Regions from separate parts of the Mus musculus genome. Here region 2 is linked to region 1. The links are chromatin loops, found by intact Hi-C in ENCODE. Cell type or tissue: left cerebral cortex. All regions are shown on one strand.

Region 1 (8,000 bases):
CTCGTGCCACCATTCTCAGCTTGCCTAGGGACCTTAAAACATTTACCACAGCAGACATATTGCTGTTGTTTTCATTTTACAGATAAGGAAGCTTCAATTCAGAAAGAGTCACCCAACATCATAAAATAAGTAGTAAAGTCAGGACTTCTGCCACGAGAGCTGTTCTCAAGTCACGCTGCTCCTCAGCTACCGCAACCCGAGACCACCAGCCTCTTCTACATCAGATGCCTTCCACGCACCACCAGGGTCAGCTTCTCTCCGCTCCCCATCCCTGCCCCTAGACACTCAGTATTTCCCAACTTCCATCCCACCCTCAACCCAAAAGCCCCCAGTCCAACTTCCGTCCTCTTGACCACAAACTACAGTGGGCTGCCTTGTCCAGGCAAACCACATTTGGGAAGCCATGGTACTAACCTTGGACTTGGCTGAGCTACAGGTGGTGGAATCTGCTGGCAAAAGAAAGAAAACTGAAGTTAGACCAAGAAAGATCAAAGGTTCAAGGGTGAAGGCCTTTGTTCTCCCCAGACCCTAGGAGGGCCACTGGCTCGGCTGGCATTTCCTATGGGTTGTCCCCATCAGAAGATGTTGTTAGCCACCACTTCTTTTAGAGGCAGGAAGTGACATCAGGCTGCGGGCCACTGAGTCTTCACTTGCCCAGGGTTAAGGACAAAGGGGGCTTTTTCTCTACATCTGGCTCCTCCTCTCCCAACCCCCCTGCCCCCATGACACTGAAGCACTGGAGAGAAAATGCCAGTTTCGGATGCAGTCCACAGAAACCACAATGGGGCGACACAGCACATCACAGATACTCTGAAGAGATGGAGACGACACAGTGCAGGAGGAGGTGTGTGCCCCACTCCCACCCCACGAGAAGGAAAAGGGCCCCACTAAGTTATCAGGTAACGAAGCAGAGATGAGGTGGGCGAGACACAGGTACAGTGGGCTGGTGGTAGAGCCGACATCAACCTGCCCTTAAGGGGCAAGTCCCCCTTTTAAACCCAGTCAAAACCGTCACACCCAAGGGCCTAGAGTGCCACTCCTTAATATCTCCAGAATGGAGAAGGAAATGGATAACAAGGCCTGGCAGTGCCCTCTCCGAGGCTGGAGAGGGAGCAGGTTGGTTCAAACCTGGTACGGAGCTGGTGCAGTTAATCCACACTTTCAGGCATGGCAGGTTAGAGCCCTCCCCAGCCCCCTCCCCCTGCAAATGGTGAGCAGAGCAAGAATGACTGACCACACGCGACACACACAGGACAGGCGGCAGCAGGTGATTACAAGAGACAGGGGGCTCCTCTCTGCTACTTTACCCCAGCCAGTATCTCAGAACTAAGGATGCTGTGAGGTCTTTCTCTGGGACAAGAACTGGACATGCTAGCAGGCAGTGAAGCCAGAATGTGAGATGAGCTGTGGCTGGGGCCACTCACTGCCTCTGAGCACAGAAGCTACCTTCCTCTAGCACAGGATTTCCAGGATGAGTGTCCAGAGCCTGAGCCGAGGCAGGGGTTGTCGTTTGACAATGGCTTCTGGGGTGGGTCCTACAGAGGCTGGGTCCAAACTCAAGTTCCCTCATCTTGGTCACCCTGAAGTGCTCCCACTGCACAGGTTGGGCAGGGAGCTCAGGGCCATCTGGTGGCAGGGCAAGGGGTCTGACTTCCTCCAAGAGGAGGCAGGGTGGAGCCAAGGGTCAGCTGTGGACCAGAGCTGCCAACTGCTATGTCAGGCTGGGGTTCCTCACTGCTGGGGGCGTGTCTTCCACTCATGCCTGCCCAGGCTTCTTATAATCACCGGCTACTGTTAGTGACCGAGGCCGCGCGCAACACCGCACTATACCCTTTAAATCTCCAACAGGTCCGCTGGAGGAGGAGGGCAGGAGAAGCAGAGGGAAGGGAGGATGGAGGAGGAGGGAGGAGATCAAGGGGGAAAGAGAGAGGAGGGACAGGGTAAAGGAGAGAAGGAAGAGAAATTAAAAAGAGGAATGTACGCCGCTAGCTGTAAAAATCAAGGGCTCAAGAGAGAAACCAGTGAAGAAGGCCAAACACACATCCCTGCCCAGCCCTGCCCAGCCCTGCCCAGCCCTGCCCAGCCCTGGGGAAGCTGAGTTAACAGCTAGATTTTCGCAGAGAAGAAGACCCTCGACGGCCCATCTTGGGGTGTTGCCAGGCCAGGGCCTTTCAGGGAGGAGACAGGGAAGATAAACATCTGGCCAGGCATCTGGGACCCTCAGAAAGGCAGAGTCTCCCCCCCCCAAACAGGTCCCTTAACTCACCTGAGCCTGGATCACTGGGGGGCACTGTCCTGCCAATGTTGGGCAGGAGGTACTCGATGTTGGGCACCGACTGTGGCTCCTTGTCATCAACAGGGGTCTGCAAGCAGAGGGAGGCGTCAGTCTCCCAGATCGTTAGCCCCCCCAGGCCTCTCAAGAAGTGGCAGCTTGATGACAGGGCTCATGTCCTCCATGAGTGGGGCTCTCTCAGTGGGGATGCCCTGAGAATAGGCCTGACAGATCTCCCACAGGCAGAAGCTGGAAGGCTCCCTCAGCTAAGAACATGGGCTTTGCTTCTCCCATCAGACTGGACTATCCTACATGCTAAATACTGGGTTTCTCGGAGTTTGACCTGTATCACCCCCATCAGACTGCTGTGTCTCCTCCGTCAGACTGTAAGTGCCTTGGGCCCAGAATCTTCCCTTGGTTAAATTTTTTTTTTTAAGATTTCATTTTTACGTTAACTTTTTTTTTTTTTTTTTTAGCTTTCGCGAGTAATTTAATGTCTATCACAACTAATTCCAGAAAAAAATTTCCACCCCAATAGGATTCTTTTAAAATTTCCACCCCAATAGGATTCTTTGTACCTCTTAAATATTCCTTCCTGGCCCCTCCCCCCCTTACGTTAACTTTTTATATGTCTGGGTAGTTTGACTACATGTATATATGTGCATCAGACTGCAACCCCCTCCCATATTTGGGATACAGATGGCCATGAGCTGCCACATGGGTCCTGGGACTCAAACCTAGGTCCTCTGGGAGAGCAGCAAATACTCTTAATCACCGAGTCATCTCTCCAGTCTCAGCATTCAATATATGTAATTATCTATGTCTGAGTGTGGCTTTGTGCACTTGAGTATAGTGCCCAGAGAGGCCAGAAGGGCCGGGCATCGGAAGTTCTGAACTGGAGGTGGTTATGAGAACTGGACGTGGATGCTAGAAACCACATTCACGTTCTCCGCAGGAACTGTAGGTAACCTTAACCTCTAAGCCTTCTCTCCTCCACCACACCCGTTTGAATCTTGCTGCACGCCCTCCCCAAGGAGGGTCATCTCAGACCAGACCACGCCCACCTGCTCAACACCTCAGACCAGACACCACCCACCCTCTAGTCACTTACTCTCTCTCCTTTGTCCTCATCATCACTGAAGAACCAGTCAGACTGCAGAGGAGACAAAAGACGGGGTGAAATTAGTGTGGAGGGAGCTGAGAGTTGTCGGCTTCTTAACCTTCAGGCTAAAGGACCCACAGTCCCAAAGGTGATCCCTCCTTCAAGTAAGTCCTAAGAGAGGAGGCTCAGGCAGCCTCCACGAGTTCTGAGAAACCCTTACAGGGAGACAAAATGAGACCACATGTGGGAAGGAACCGATCAGTGCTAGGGAGAGCCCACCACTAGCTTGCTACTGGTCCCGGGTGCCTCACTATGGTGTACGCCTCATAGCCAGCCAGAAAAAGCCTGGTCGGCAGCGCCCTCTAGTGGATGCTAGGTGCACTGATCGTGTTGGGGAACCAGAACACAGCTGGAGCTGAGGGTGCAGGGGCCTCATCTCCCACCATCCCCGGCTCCACACTGACAGCTGGGGTGTCACACTCTATCCAGTGAGAGAAAATGCCTGGAAACAAGTGTTAGCTTCCATCAGAGTCAGACAGGCAAGACCTTTTTCATAAATGCTAAACACACTTGACTCGGTGGTTCATGCTTGGGGCTAGAGAATTTATTTGCGTTCAAGGGCAGCCCAGACTACTATGTGAATTCCAGTCCAGCCCGGTTACAGAATATCCTGCCAATTAGAACGAGTTAAAAATACAAAGTGAACCCCCAGCCTCCGGAGTCCAGAGATTTGTACTGCTTACAAAGAGCTGAGCAACAAGGAATGAAAGTATTGTTTCCTATCTGTGCCACTTTGAAACCAGAAAATGTATATCCTGCTAAACTCTCATTTAAATTTAAGGATAATCCCAGGCATACTGGTGCATACCTACAATCCCAGCACCAGGGAAGCAGGAAGTAGGAGGCATGCCACACATTTGAGGCCAGCCTAGTCAGGCCAACTAGGGTTTGTCTCAGAAAAAAAAGGGGCAGGGGGAGGATTAATTTGTAGCATATATGCTGTCATCTTTGTCATCTTTCTTTTTTGAAAAAAGGTATCCTGTAGCCCAAACTAGCCTCCAATTCCTGGTCCTCTTGCTTCCGGCTCCCAGGTGCTTGGGTTATAGGTGTGAACCACCACATCTGGGTCTAAGATATCTTAAAAATACTGTAAGGACAACTGGCACCCGGGGAAATGGCTCCGTAAAGTGTCTGTTGCATAGCAATCAAGACCCCAGCACCCGTGGAAGGAGGCAGGCATGGCCTGGAGACACAGGCTTCTAACTCTGGCGCTGGACAGCAGAGGCAGGGGCATCCCAAGGTCTGCTGACCAGCCAGTCTAGCTGACTCGGTGAGCTCCGGGTTCACTGAGAGGCCTTGTTAAAAATGGTGCGGAGAGTGATAGATGCTGGATGTCTGTCAACCTCTGCTCTCCAGATGTGCACTAGCAGGCAAGAGGATCAGCGCACACAGAATACAGTTCATAGACTTGCAGGAGACTAAAAAAAAAAAAACTACCGTATCTGACTGAACAGATAAAAATTAGGCACATGTTCTGGGCAGTGGTGGTGCACGTCTTTAATCCCAGCACTCGGGAGACAGAGGCAGGCAAATTTCTGAGTTCGAGGCCAGCCTGGTCTACAAAGTGAGTTCCAGGACAGCCAGGGCTACACAGAGAAACCCTGTCTCAAAAAAAAAAAAAAAAGGCAGATGCTACAGAGATGGCTCAGAGGCTAAGAGCACTGGAGGCTCTTCCAGAAGACCCAGGTTTGATTCCCAACATCCACATGACAGCTCACGATCAGCTCTAACTCCATTTCCAGAGAATCTGGTGCCTTCTGGCCTCTGCAGGCATCGTACACACAATGGTCAGCAGACACTCATTCAAGTAAACACAAAAGTATTAAAAGATAAAAAGATATAGATGCAAAATGCTGATTCTTTCAGCAACTCAGTACACAAATCTCAACTAGTGAGCATGCATACTCAGGGCGTGGTCCTTGACATTAGAGAAGATGCAGTCTTCTAGAAGACGCACGAACCATTCAAAAACCAAATCTACCCTGGGTCACCATAATGGCTCCATAGTGCCTACACTCTGCAACCCATGTCCTCTCCTCACAATGCAGCAAATGCGAACTGGTTATAACTTTACACATAGCTCTCTGTGAAGCAGCTTTCTTTACAACAGCTAAGTCTTGAGGGCAGCCAAGCTGTTTGCTGTGGTTTGGACAAATCCCTCAAGGGCATCAAAGGCTTGGTCCCCAGGTGCCACTACAGGAAGGCACTTCAGGGGGTGGGGCCTTGTGGGTATACCCCAGAGGGGAGGGGAGGACCCAGCCTACCTTTCTCTTTGCTCCCTGGCTAATACGATGGGCAGTTTTACTCCTCCACACCCCAGCTACAATCACCATGTGATACCAGAGGCCAAAAGCAACAGAGACACTCACACATGAACCGGAAACATGGGAACTGTGAGCTAAAATAAACATATCTCAGCAGGAGGAGATGACCTCAGAAGTTTCACTCAATGACTGAGAGCTGACGTGTAACCTTTCAGTAGAGGATTACACAGGTAATCCATCATATATCCAGTGGGATATTATTCAGTATCAGAAGGAAACAGGCCAGGGATGGTGGTACATGCACGTAATCGCAGCACTTGGGAGACAGAGGCAGGAGGATCTGTGCAAGTTCCTGGTCAAATCTGGTCTATACATCAAGATCTTGTTTCAAAAGCAGACAAGCAAAATAACAACAACAAGAACTACTTATTGGACATGGAAAGACACAAGCTGAGGGCTGGAGAGATGGCTCAGTGGTTAAGAGCACTGACTGCTCTTGCAGAGGTCCTGAGTTCAATTCCCAGCAACCACATGGTGGCTCACAACCATCTGTAATGAGATCCAATGTTCTCTTTTGGTGCTGTCTGAAGACAGCTGCAGTGTACTTATATACATTAAGTAAATAAATAATCCTAAGAAAAAAGGACACAAGGAGACTCACTCACTCACAGCCATGGAGCCACTGCTGTGTCACGAGCGAGCCTCTGTACTAACAGTGTCCACACTGCTTGACTCAAGCCAGGTGACTTTGTGGACAAGGCAAACCCCAGGAATAGTGTGAGGGGGACTTGAGGGCAGGGTGTGCCGGATGGTCAGGGCTGTGGCGGTGATCTGTATGATACTACAGGGATGGACACATGTCACATGTCCCTCCAGGCCCACAGAGCATACAGGAGCGCACTCTAATGTTAACTATGTATGTCAGTAGGTAGGATGAGCTGTCGGGTTCTCGGAAGTGCTGGGTGTAGAACCAGGGCTGTGAACTGAGCTAGGGTCCGGAACACTCAGACTCTCTGACCTGTTCTCTGCCACACAGAGGTTCCATCTTTGGGGTATGTGGATGACAGAGCAGGGTCCATGTGGAGAACTCGGGGGTGTTTCTGTGTCTTCTGCTTAATTCTGCTATGAATCTAAGACCCCTGATAATGTTTAGAAAAAAAATGTACTTGCTAAGAGGTAAAATGAACTGAAGAAAGTCGTGGCCTTGCATCTGGTTGTCATGAAATAGTGATGACTGGACCAGATGTGCTGAGAACCCTGCTTAGGCAGCCAAGGGGGGAAACCCGAGAATCCTGAAGATGCAAGAGGTAAGAAAAAAAATCTCAAGTGGACAAAAATACAGAGCAAAGTGAAAAGACATTCAGTGTTTTTGGGGTGGTGGCTGAGACAGGGTCTTTCAATGTAACCCAGGCTGGCCTCAAAGTCACAGAAATCCTCCTACCCCAGCCTTTCGAGTGTCGGCATACAGGCTTGATTTACCAAACCATACTCAAAGATGTCCAAACCGATGCTTTGCACAGAGATAGGACAGTCCTTGACAAGTGTGATCAAGGCAAACGAAGATGGAGCTGGAGAGATGGCTCAGTGGTAAGCACTGGTTGCTCTTCCAGGGGTCCTGAGCTTAATTCCCAGCACCATATGGCAACTAACACCCATCTGTAACTCTAGTTCCCGGGGATCCCACACCCTCTGCAAACAGGTCGCGCACATACACACAAATACACATGAAACCAAAAACAGTGAGAGACAACCAGCTGAGCTGTGTCGGGCACGGGGCTCAGGGGAGTACTTGCTTTTTGTGGAGTTTGAGCTCCACAAAAGCATGAACCAAGCAAGAGGAAAGAGGATCAGGTTCAAGGTCATTCTGAACGTGCTTATTAGCAAGTTGAAGGCCAGTCTGCTACGTGGGAGACAAAGTCTCAAAATACAAAGATAGCACAATCCGGGAAGCCTGAGAACAAGGAGCCATGCCAGTCAGTGTGTCCCAAGTGAGAGCCCCAGAAGGCAGCTGTAAGTCAGAGAGCTGGATGCCAACAGTATGAACGTGGCCAGATTGTAGTGGTGCACATACCCTAGATCCCAGCACTCGGGAGGCAGAGGCAGGCGGATTTCTGAGTTTGAGGCCAGCCTGGTCCACAGAGTGAGCTCCAGGACAACCAGGGCTACACAGAGAAACCCTGTCTCAAAAAAACCAACAAACACTCTGAAAAGTGAAAGTGAGGTCTGCAGGAGGCTCCTCCGCCTCTGCAAGAAGCACAGGACTCCACCCTCAGTGCCAGTGGCTGTGGTGGAAGCGGATGCC
Region 2 (8,000 bases), 210 kb before region 1:
GGATAGCCTGGGCCAACGGCTCCAGGGCAGCCCAGGTGGGACGTGTGCATCCCTTGCTTTCCCTTCCCTTGCACAACCACTGTTCCCTCCGCCACAGCCTCGATTCGCTGTTCTTCGAGATCAGATTTTGTTCCGCTGGGTTTCTAAGCTACTGTAACTGCTTGCGTCGTGACTGGTCTTGCGCCATATCGGCTCAGTACTATTGACTCGGCTCTCTGCCTCACAAACAACTGTCACCGTCTCTGTGGCGCAATCGGTTAGCGCGTTCGGCTGTTAACCGAAAGGTTGGTGGTTCGAGCCCACCCAGGGACGGTCTCGGCCTTTTTTTTTTTTTTTTAAATCGCAAATGCTCCAAAGCCACATTCGGTACCGAGGTACCAGAAGCAATAATTGTGATACACCAACCCAGATGGTCACTGTATTTAGAAATCCGTCTATGGTCAGTGAATGGATCTATCCCTAACGTCTCCTCACCACCTCTCACTATTCTTTCTCCCAATCAGGATGACAGAAAGGCAAAGCCAAGTTTCTGTCTCACTGCCATGTTTAACAATGCAATTTTCCTTGGATTAAGAATAAATTTTGCTGCGGAGGTTGGACAGCTTCCCATTGTCTGCATCAGTGGACGATAGCAACTTGAAAGAGGAAATCTGTCCCGGTGGATGGAAACAGTCAGGAAAAAAACCACAGGAACAAAGTGAGGGATAAAAGAGTGGAAGGAGGAAGAACCTAGCTGTGATCTACAGAGAAAGGCATACCATGAGGGGGCCTAAGTAGACAGTGCGGAAGATGGGGAAATAAATACAGAGATCAACAAAGGGCATCGTTTGCAAGAGGGAGAGGTGTAAGGGACACAGAAGTAAAGCTACACAAAAGCAAGAAGGAACGACTCTCTCTAACTAGTGCCACCATTTAAAAGGGATTTTCTCCTTGCTCTTGTTTCCGATGGCAACAGATGCCCGTTGGTCCTTGCCTTGATGTTCTGGGTTCCTGTTCTCTGGGAACCTCTGATTTCTGACTGCTCACTACGTGTGGCAATCAACTAGAGGACAGGGTAAGCTACAGACTTGGTGGAAAATAAGCGCTCTTCATGTTCGCTGAGCACACTGGAGAAGGTGGGCAGGAGGAAGATGTGCAAGGGACTCTTTCCATCCGTTCTCTAGACATTTGGCTCAAAGGAAGTCTCTTGTGGACTCCCTCTTCTATGTTTGCAGATCACCTGGCGCTTCAAACATGGAGAAGGGACTTTTCCAGCTTATTGCCCTCGCTGGCCCTGCTCGGTGTCAAAGCCCAGCTTACCTACTGTGCCTAAAACAGTACTTGCCGTTGGCACAGAGAACTTTCGATGTTGGGACAGTTAAGTCAGCGGCTCTCCCGATGAACCACAGGGATTAGCAATATCCCAGCATAGATGATTTATTGGAGTCTTAGTGGGTGGTGGGTCTTCAGTGTGTCCCTACTCTCCAGCGGTTTCCTTGGAACTGGACCTTAATAATTGAGGAGCAAATGGATACCCACCCCAATAAACAAAAGGTAGCCAGGCAGTACCCTTCACGTTGAGCAATTGTGTTTGCTCTAGCAGAGTTCAAGATGCTGGGACACATGGGCCGTGATGACAGTGGGCGTGTCTAACTCGAGACCCCTTTCCACAGTAGCCTGTGAGCTCGTGGTACCCGATGTAGGGATTGGGAAGCAAGTGACCGATCCTCCCGGGGCCTCTTCCGCTCCCACTTGGACCACCCGATCTAAGCGGAAATCTCTTGCCTTTCCTTTACACCGTCATTCGGCTCTGCAGGCTGAGAGCTGAGGCTGGTGGGGTCACTGGGCGGACAGACTTCACAGGGCTCCTGATAAGCGGTCCAGTGTATAAAAGCACTCACTTCGGGACTGCTTTAGGCTTGGAACAAGGAGAGGAGGCAGGCTCGACAAAGATTCGTTCCTTACTCGAGCCAACCCACCAGGCGCTTAAAGGCTTTTCAGGCCGGATAATCGAGCTCTTTGGAGGGACAGTCACAGTGGCCACCCCCCAATAAATCATAAGTAACGAATCAGCGAAATCGAGCGACCTATTGAGGTCCACGGTTCTTGTGGTAACGCAGAATCGATTCGCTTCCTTGGCGCCGTCTCTTCTAGCTCTCCTTCCTACTCTGCCCGGGGCCCGGAGCCGCTGGGGACCGGAGAGCGAGCGCTGGGTGGAGCCGAGGGCGACAGTCGGAGTGGGCTGGCACCAGCCACCTTCGCGCTCGCCGGCCCCTCCGCGGCCGCGAGGGAGGCGCACCGGCGGCGAAAAGGCGCGCGTCCTCTCTCGACTCCTCGCTTCCTATTGCGTCGGGGCCTCTCGAATTCGGCTAGTTATTGTGTCTCTGGCTCGGCGCCCGAGTTCGTGTCTCGGGCTGCTCTCCCCGCCCCGGACTGCGTTCCATTCTTCTCCGCCCGAGCACGCTGAGCGCGCCAGCCTCGGCCACAGCCAAGCCCCGAGGCCACCGTGCGTTTCCCGCGAGGTGCGAGGACCCCGAATCGGTGTGGGGAGGCGGTGAGGTCACGCTCGGGGGGGGATCACACACGCACTTAGGAATCCCAAGGGATTCAGCTGGAGTGAGCGAACCTCACTCGGACGCGTGGCCAGCGGCGCCGCGTCCCCCGCCCAAGCGCCCTTTGGTAGCGGCGACGCACCGGGTGCCGCGAGACACATTTCCGCCCAGTCTGCATCTCACCATTTTCCAAGCTCCCCAGCTAGGGTAGGGATCGCAGAGTCGGTGGAAGTGGGGAGAACACACTTATTTTAGGAGGAGGTGGTGGTTTCATGACTGAAGGTAACACAATAGGACCTTTCCTCCGGGTTCAAGGGATCTGCTTGGATAAGAGGTGGTCTCCTCTTGGTTTGGGGGAAGCCCAGCGCAAGGCGGTGGGGAGCAGCTGAGCTAGCCTCTCCCCCTCCTCTTTCCCTCTCTGCAAACATCCTGAAGGAATGAGGTCACGTGGGTGAGTAGTGGGCGGGACCTACTCTTGTCTGGAGGAAAAAAGCCATTTTGCCCCCCCCCACGGCCCCTCCCCTCCCCTCTGGTCCCCTCCCCTCCCCAAGCTGCTCTTACAAACTCCTTTCTTATCATAGGTTTCTCCCCTCCCGCCGACCGAGCGAGCGACAGGGCTGTGGTCCCCCTCCCCTCCCTTCCCTCCCTCCCTCCCATCCCCCCCTCCCCGAGACCCACCGGACCCCGAAGCCAGGTAAGCGGACGCCGACTCGCGCTTGCCTCCTTGCTACCTCGTAAGCGTCTAGGGCTGGCGACCGGGACCCGTTCACCTTTCCCCGCAGACCCCAATGGGAGCCGGGAGCCCCGGCCTGGCCTGCCGCCCGCGTCCCTTCCCGCCCCGCCAGCCGCTGTCCAAGCTCGCCCGGTCCGCCTTTCTTTCTCTCGTTCCCGGTCTCTCTCTCTTTTTTTTTCCTTTCCTCCCTTCCAAGATGGCCGAAGTGGATTCCCCCTCTTAACGATTTGGAGTCTCCCTCGACCACCTCCTCTTTGTGCAGCAGCCCCCTGCTAAGACCCTGCTTGCGAGGTATCGAGGGGGAGGGTCCGGGCGGCCACGAGGGCTTTGGGGACATACGCTAGGGTGGGTCTCGCCCCCCCCTCCGCCCCCGACCCGAGGATCTCCACAAGCTGGAGCAGACTGTGGCTCGGCCCCTTCGAGTCGGGCAAGGGTCGCCTCCCGAGTGGGCAGTGAGCGTGGTAGACGCGCGAGGACTTGAGGCCCGGAGGAAGGGGACTTGGCTTTCTGGTGGCCGAGGGAGGGCGCCCTAACTCCTGGGGTCGGGATCTTGGGCACCTCCCCCAGAGGTCCCTTTCGTCCCGGTGCGAGGCGCCCCGCCCCCTCCCTGAACCACCTCGGCTGAGCTTTTCCCTACCTCCCTCCCGGGGCCCCACCAAACTTTGGCTCTAGGGAGGGAAGGAGTGGCCACTCGGTCACTGGGGGTGCCTGATCCTTTGACCTAGGCTTCGCGGGGAAGCAAGGGTGGAGGGGAAAGAACGGGAGTGAGGAGAGATTTAGCATGCTCTGTCTTTTCATGAGTGGCCAAGGGGTCTGATGAGCTGGCCCTTCTGCCACAGGAGGCGAAAAGGGAAGCGGCTACTCTTTTCTCCTTGAGCTCTGCCGCTGCTAGCTCTGAAACCCGGGGAACCCTGAGCCTGCAGACGCCCCGCGCCCTTCCTGACTCCCAGGGGCGTCTAGGCAAGCCCCCTACTCTTCCATCCCTCACTTCCCGGGTCTATCCAAAATTGCTGTGGTTGCTTGATCGAGAAGGGTGTGTGTATGTGTAAATTTAAATATGTTTAAGTATGTACAGGTGTTACCTAGAGCTGTCCCTGCGTCTTTGTCTCTCGTAGCCCCCGGCCGAGCTCCCGCCATCCCCCATGTTGCCTCAGTCTCTTTTGGTCTTCCTCTCGCTGAGGGAGGGGCTTCTCTTAGCTGGCTCTCACAGTCTTGGGCCTCCCTCTCTGGACTTCTTGCAGTTGTGCTGTTCCCGAAACTCATGACAACCCCACCCCCACCCCCAACATACACACATCCCTGCTCCAAGGTGTTATTACTGTAATCGGAGGAGCATAAAGCCAGCTCTGTTGTAGCATTTTGGTGGAGAGGTTTTCCCAGGGGTTCCCCTGGTTTGAGGTTGGGGCTTGCACACTTAGAACTGTGTTTGGAATAAGGCAGGAAACAGCCTCCAGGATCCAGTCCGGCTGTCGCGTCGCCTGATCCTGTTCAAGTTGAAGGCTTGGGAGGTGAGCAGGGGAGGGGGAAAGGAACTCCCTGAGTGGTTGATGGAGCTGTTGCCATGGGAATGGAGAGAGGCTGAAGTGGAAGAGGTTACATGTTATACAGGTCAGATGCCTACTGTAGCGCCCCCCTACCCCCACCCCGGACCCTATAGCGGAGTGGTGGTGGGGCGCTGACCTGTCTTTGTTGCTGGAAGACTTAAATTATAATTTGCCCTGAGAGGACTAGAGGTTCGCAGAAGGTTAATGTCTGTGGCTCCAGTTTCAGGCAGGGATGTGATGGGGTGGGTGGAAATGACTTCTGCATCTGTGGAGTAGGAGCCTGGCTCCAGCCTTGCTGTGTATGTGGTGGTGTGTGTCTGGCCAAGTGTCTGTCTGGCCTGTGTGCATGACCAGGCTTATCTGGCTCTGGGTGCTGGGGATGTAAGAGATGAAGGGGGTGTGTCTGGCTCCGGATGTGAGCATCTTACTGAGCTGCTGTCTGTAAATTCTTTATTACTGTTTTATTTATTCATTTATTTATTTATTTCTGTTTTCAGGAACTGAGTGGTAGGTCGAGGCTTCTATCTTTTTTCCATGCTAAGGGCTGTACCACTGCCAAAGGTTAGGAAAAGATAAGAGGGGCTGGTGAGATGGCTCAACGGGTAAGAGCACCCGACTGCTCTTCCGAAGGTCCTGAGTTCAAATCCCAGCAACCACATGGTGGCTCACAACCATCTATAAGGAGATCTGACTCGCTCTTCTAGAGTGTCTGAAGACAGCTACAGTGTACTTACATAGAATAAATAAATAATAAAAAAAAAGAAAGAAAGAAAAGATAAGAGATTTTGTGTCCTGGTGCAGAACCCCTCTGACTCGTACATGAACACATGAGATTTGCTTGCAGAGCTGGGTCTATGATGCCGGGAGGGGAACCAATGCTAGAAATTCATGTCTACATGCTATACTCTGGCTCGTTCTGGTTTCCATTGTGCCCTAAGTTTCCCCATCTGTAATGCGGAGGTGGTGTAAGGCATTAGCTTTTGCCTCCCATTCAGCAGGCCCACAGGATGGGCGTCTCAGCAGTCGCTCTCTGTCCTTCTACCCACCTGCTCAGCTCTTCCGCTGAGTCCGAGCATCGCCCGTTTTTTTTTTTTCTGAGTGACCTTGGGCAAGTCACATCTAAGTTTTTTTTCATCTGTAAATTGAGAAGACTTCACAACAGTGCTTTCAAAGATCACATGGAGTGGGGGCTGGTTAAGAGCCCTGACTGCTCTTCCAGAGGTCATGAGTTCAAATCCCAGCAGCCAGCCATCAGTAATGAGAAACAAAACAAACAAACAAACAAACAAACAAACAAACAAACAAACTATGGGCCTGAGCAAGAGAGAGAAGGGAAGGGGGAAAGAATTTTTTAAAAGATCCCATCCACCTCATTAGTCAAGTGCTAGGATGTGACCTTGAATGACCTCTCGTGGCCTGGGGCTTGATTTGATTTGGTGCACAGCAAGGCAAAGGGAGGGCTGTAGCTGGTGTCCCTGGAGGCTGCAGGACCCGCTCTCTGTGGTATCAGAAACCAATACCTACAGAAGAAAAGTCTAGTTCGTTGGAGAGATGTGGGATGTCTGTCCGCTGTAGGCTGGAAACATAGGGAGAGATCTGTGAGCCCAAATGGCCAGGGACTGGGTGCTAGATGCTGACCAAGCCCCTTTCTGGCCTGGGGCCCCTGGGAGCCAGGAGCTAGAGCCAGAGAGAACTACAGACTGGGGGCGGGGGCAGAAGGGGCTGTTGGAGGAATGTAGAAGGGACTGGGTTCTTCCCCGGCTCCATTGACACCAGTTCCAAATGGTCACCGCCCCTTTTCTGCTTCTTGGGAACTGTCTTTCACTTTTTCTTCTCTAGGCGCTTTGTGTCTCCCAGCTGTCCCCTCCGTAGTGTTGTGGTACACCATTCCCTTTCCTTGTCCTCCCCACCAGCACCTCAGCCCCCACCCACCCCCTGCATCAGGAAGGAAAGACCATGGTCCTGATGCTGAGCAAGGAAGTGGGGAGGGGATGGATGCTCTGGGGACTGGGAGCTCCTGTTTACCGCCACTCTTGGCACCTGCTGACAGGGCCCTGCAGGTAACCATGGCAATCAGGTGAGGAGCCAATCAGTGCCTCTCCCCGCCCCCAGCCCCAGTGGTGGCTTTCTGAGGCCCCTAGGGATGCGAATGGGGAGCAGGGAGGCTCTTTACTCTTAGGGGAGACAAGGAACCTTTCCATCCATAGCATCTCCTTCCCTTAGGGCCTTGGGCTTAGAAAGTGCTGGGGGCTTCTCTCGGATGAAACCTCTAAAATGACAGACTGTGTGGGGCTCCTGTGGCTTCTTAGGAACCTGTATCTCTTTGCAAATGAAGTGTGTGGGTGAAGAGCACATATATTCTTTCATGTGCGCCTGTGCATGTGTGCGCGCGTGTGCGCGTGCATGCGCACGTGCTGGGTTGAGGGGATTTATCCTAGCAGCCTGGATTCCCTGGCAGGATCCTACTCTGATATAGTCCGTTTCTGTCTCCGTGTGTGTCTCTGGACACAGGCACACACAAGGCAAGCAGTCACATGGAGTACCTTCAGAAGCCCAGACAGCACGTACACACGGTGGCGATTGCACACGCTCAAGGAGACAGCCACTTGGAGTTTGTTCTGTCCTCTGGATGGTTGTAATAATATTTGGGCTTCTTGCCAGAGACTGCGTTACCATGGAAACAACTAAACAGTAGAGTAGCCAGCAGCCTCTTTGAGATTGTGAAGGGGGTGCCCATGCAGGGGAGTACCAGCTAAGGCCACCTATAGGGGCAAGAACTCTGCTCCGGGTTTGCAGGTCAGGGAGGCTGGTCTCTGGGCCACCTCTGGCTGGCTTGTTCCCTTCTCTCATTTCTGCAACTTGGTGTCTGTCCCAAGTGTGGCCTTTTGTGTAGCTCCATCTATCCCAGCCTCTGGCCAGGTGCCCTGGGGCTTTATTAGCTGTCTGGGTTCTGGCCAGGCTCATCCTGGGGTCTCTATAGAAACTGCAGATCCTGGCTGTGAATTTCTTGTCCTAGAAAACCCTGTGTGGTGGCTTTAGAAATCTTTCTGGAAAAGAGAGAAGGGTGTGTGTTGTAAAGGAGTGGTTGGGGCTTGGCCAGCCTCTCAAGTCTCCTGGGCTTTTGCTCTGGAGGAGGAGAAAGAGGAGAGGTAGTAGCCCCTTCGGGCCAGAGCCAGAGCCAGCTTCGAACTG

What was found. Peaks named below come from ENCODE experiments on the same cell type or tissue, not always from the same donor. Only the 100,000 strongest peaks of a DNase experiment are listed, where the experiment ranks them.
Region 2: a loop joins it to region 1, with 4 times the contacts of the local background. A loop is called at or near these places in 6 of 42 quality-filtered maps.

The regions. Positions count from the first base shown.
Region 1 is chr11:97,485,497-97,493,496 of GRCm38, reverse strand. It overlaps Arhgap23 (Rho GTPase activating protein 23), which reads right to left. Exons shown (of 19, transcript NM_021493.2): 16 at 3,384-3,425; 17 at 2,267-2,363; 18 at 415-446. 4933428G20Rik (RIKEN cDNA 4933428G20 gene) reads left to right here. Exons shown (of 3, transcript NM_001289118.1): 2 at 83-899; 3 at 2,360-2,714. The coding sequence starts at 723. The coding sequence ends at 2,488. Among named protein-coding and RNA genes, the nearest start is that of 4933428G20Rik, 11 kb to the left of the region's middle. In left cerebral cortex, a CTCF peak has its summit at 3,742 (motif pointing left); a DNase peak (open chromatin) is centred at 3,732.
Region 2 is chr11:97,694,761-97,702,760 of GRCm38, reverse strand. Pcgf2 (polycomb group ring finger 2) reads left to right here and starts at 3,113. Exons shown (of 10, transcript NM_001163308.1): 1 at 3,113-3,225. It overlaps n-TNgtt8 (a tRNA gene), which reads left to right and starts at 239; the gene lies at 239-312. In left cerebral cortex, a CTCF peak has its summit at 3,778; DNase peaks (open chromatin) are centred at 6,928, 7,232, 7,424, 7,736 and 9 more places; H3K4me3 peaks cover 4,038 bases; H3K27ac peaks cover 3,226 bases.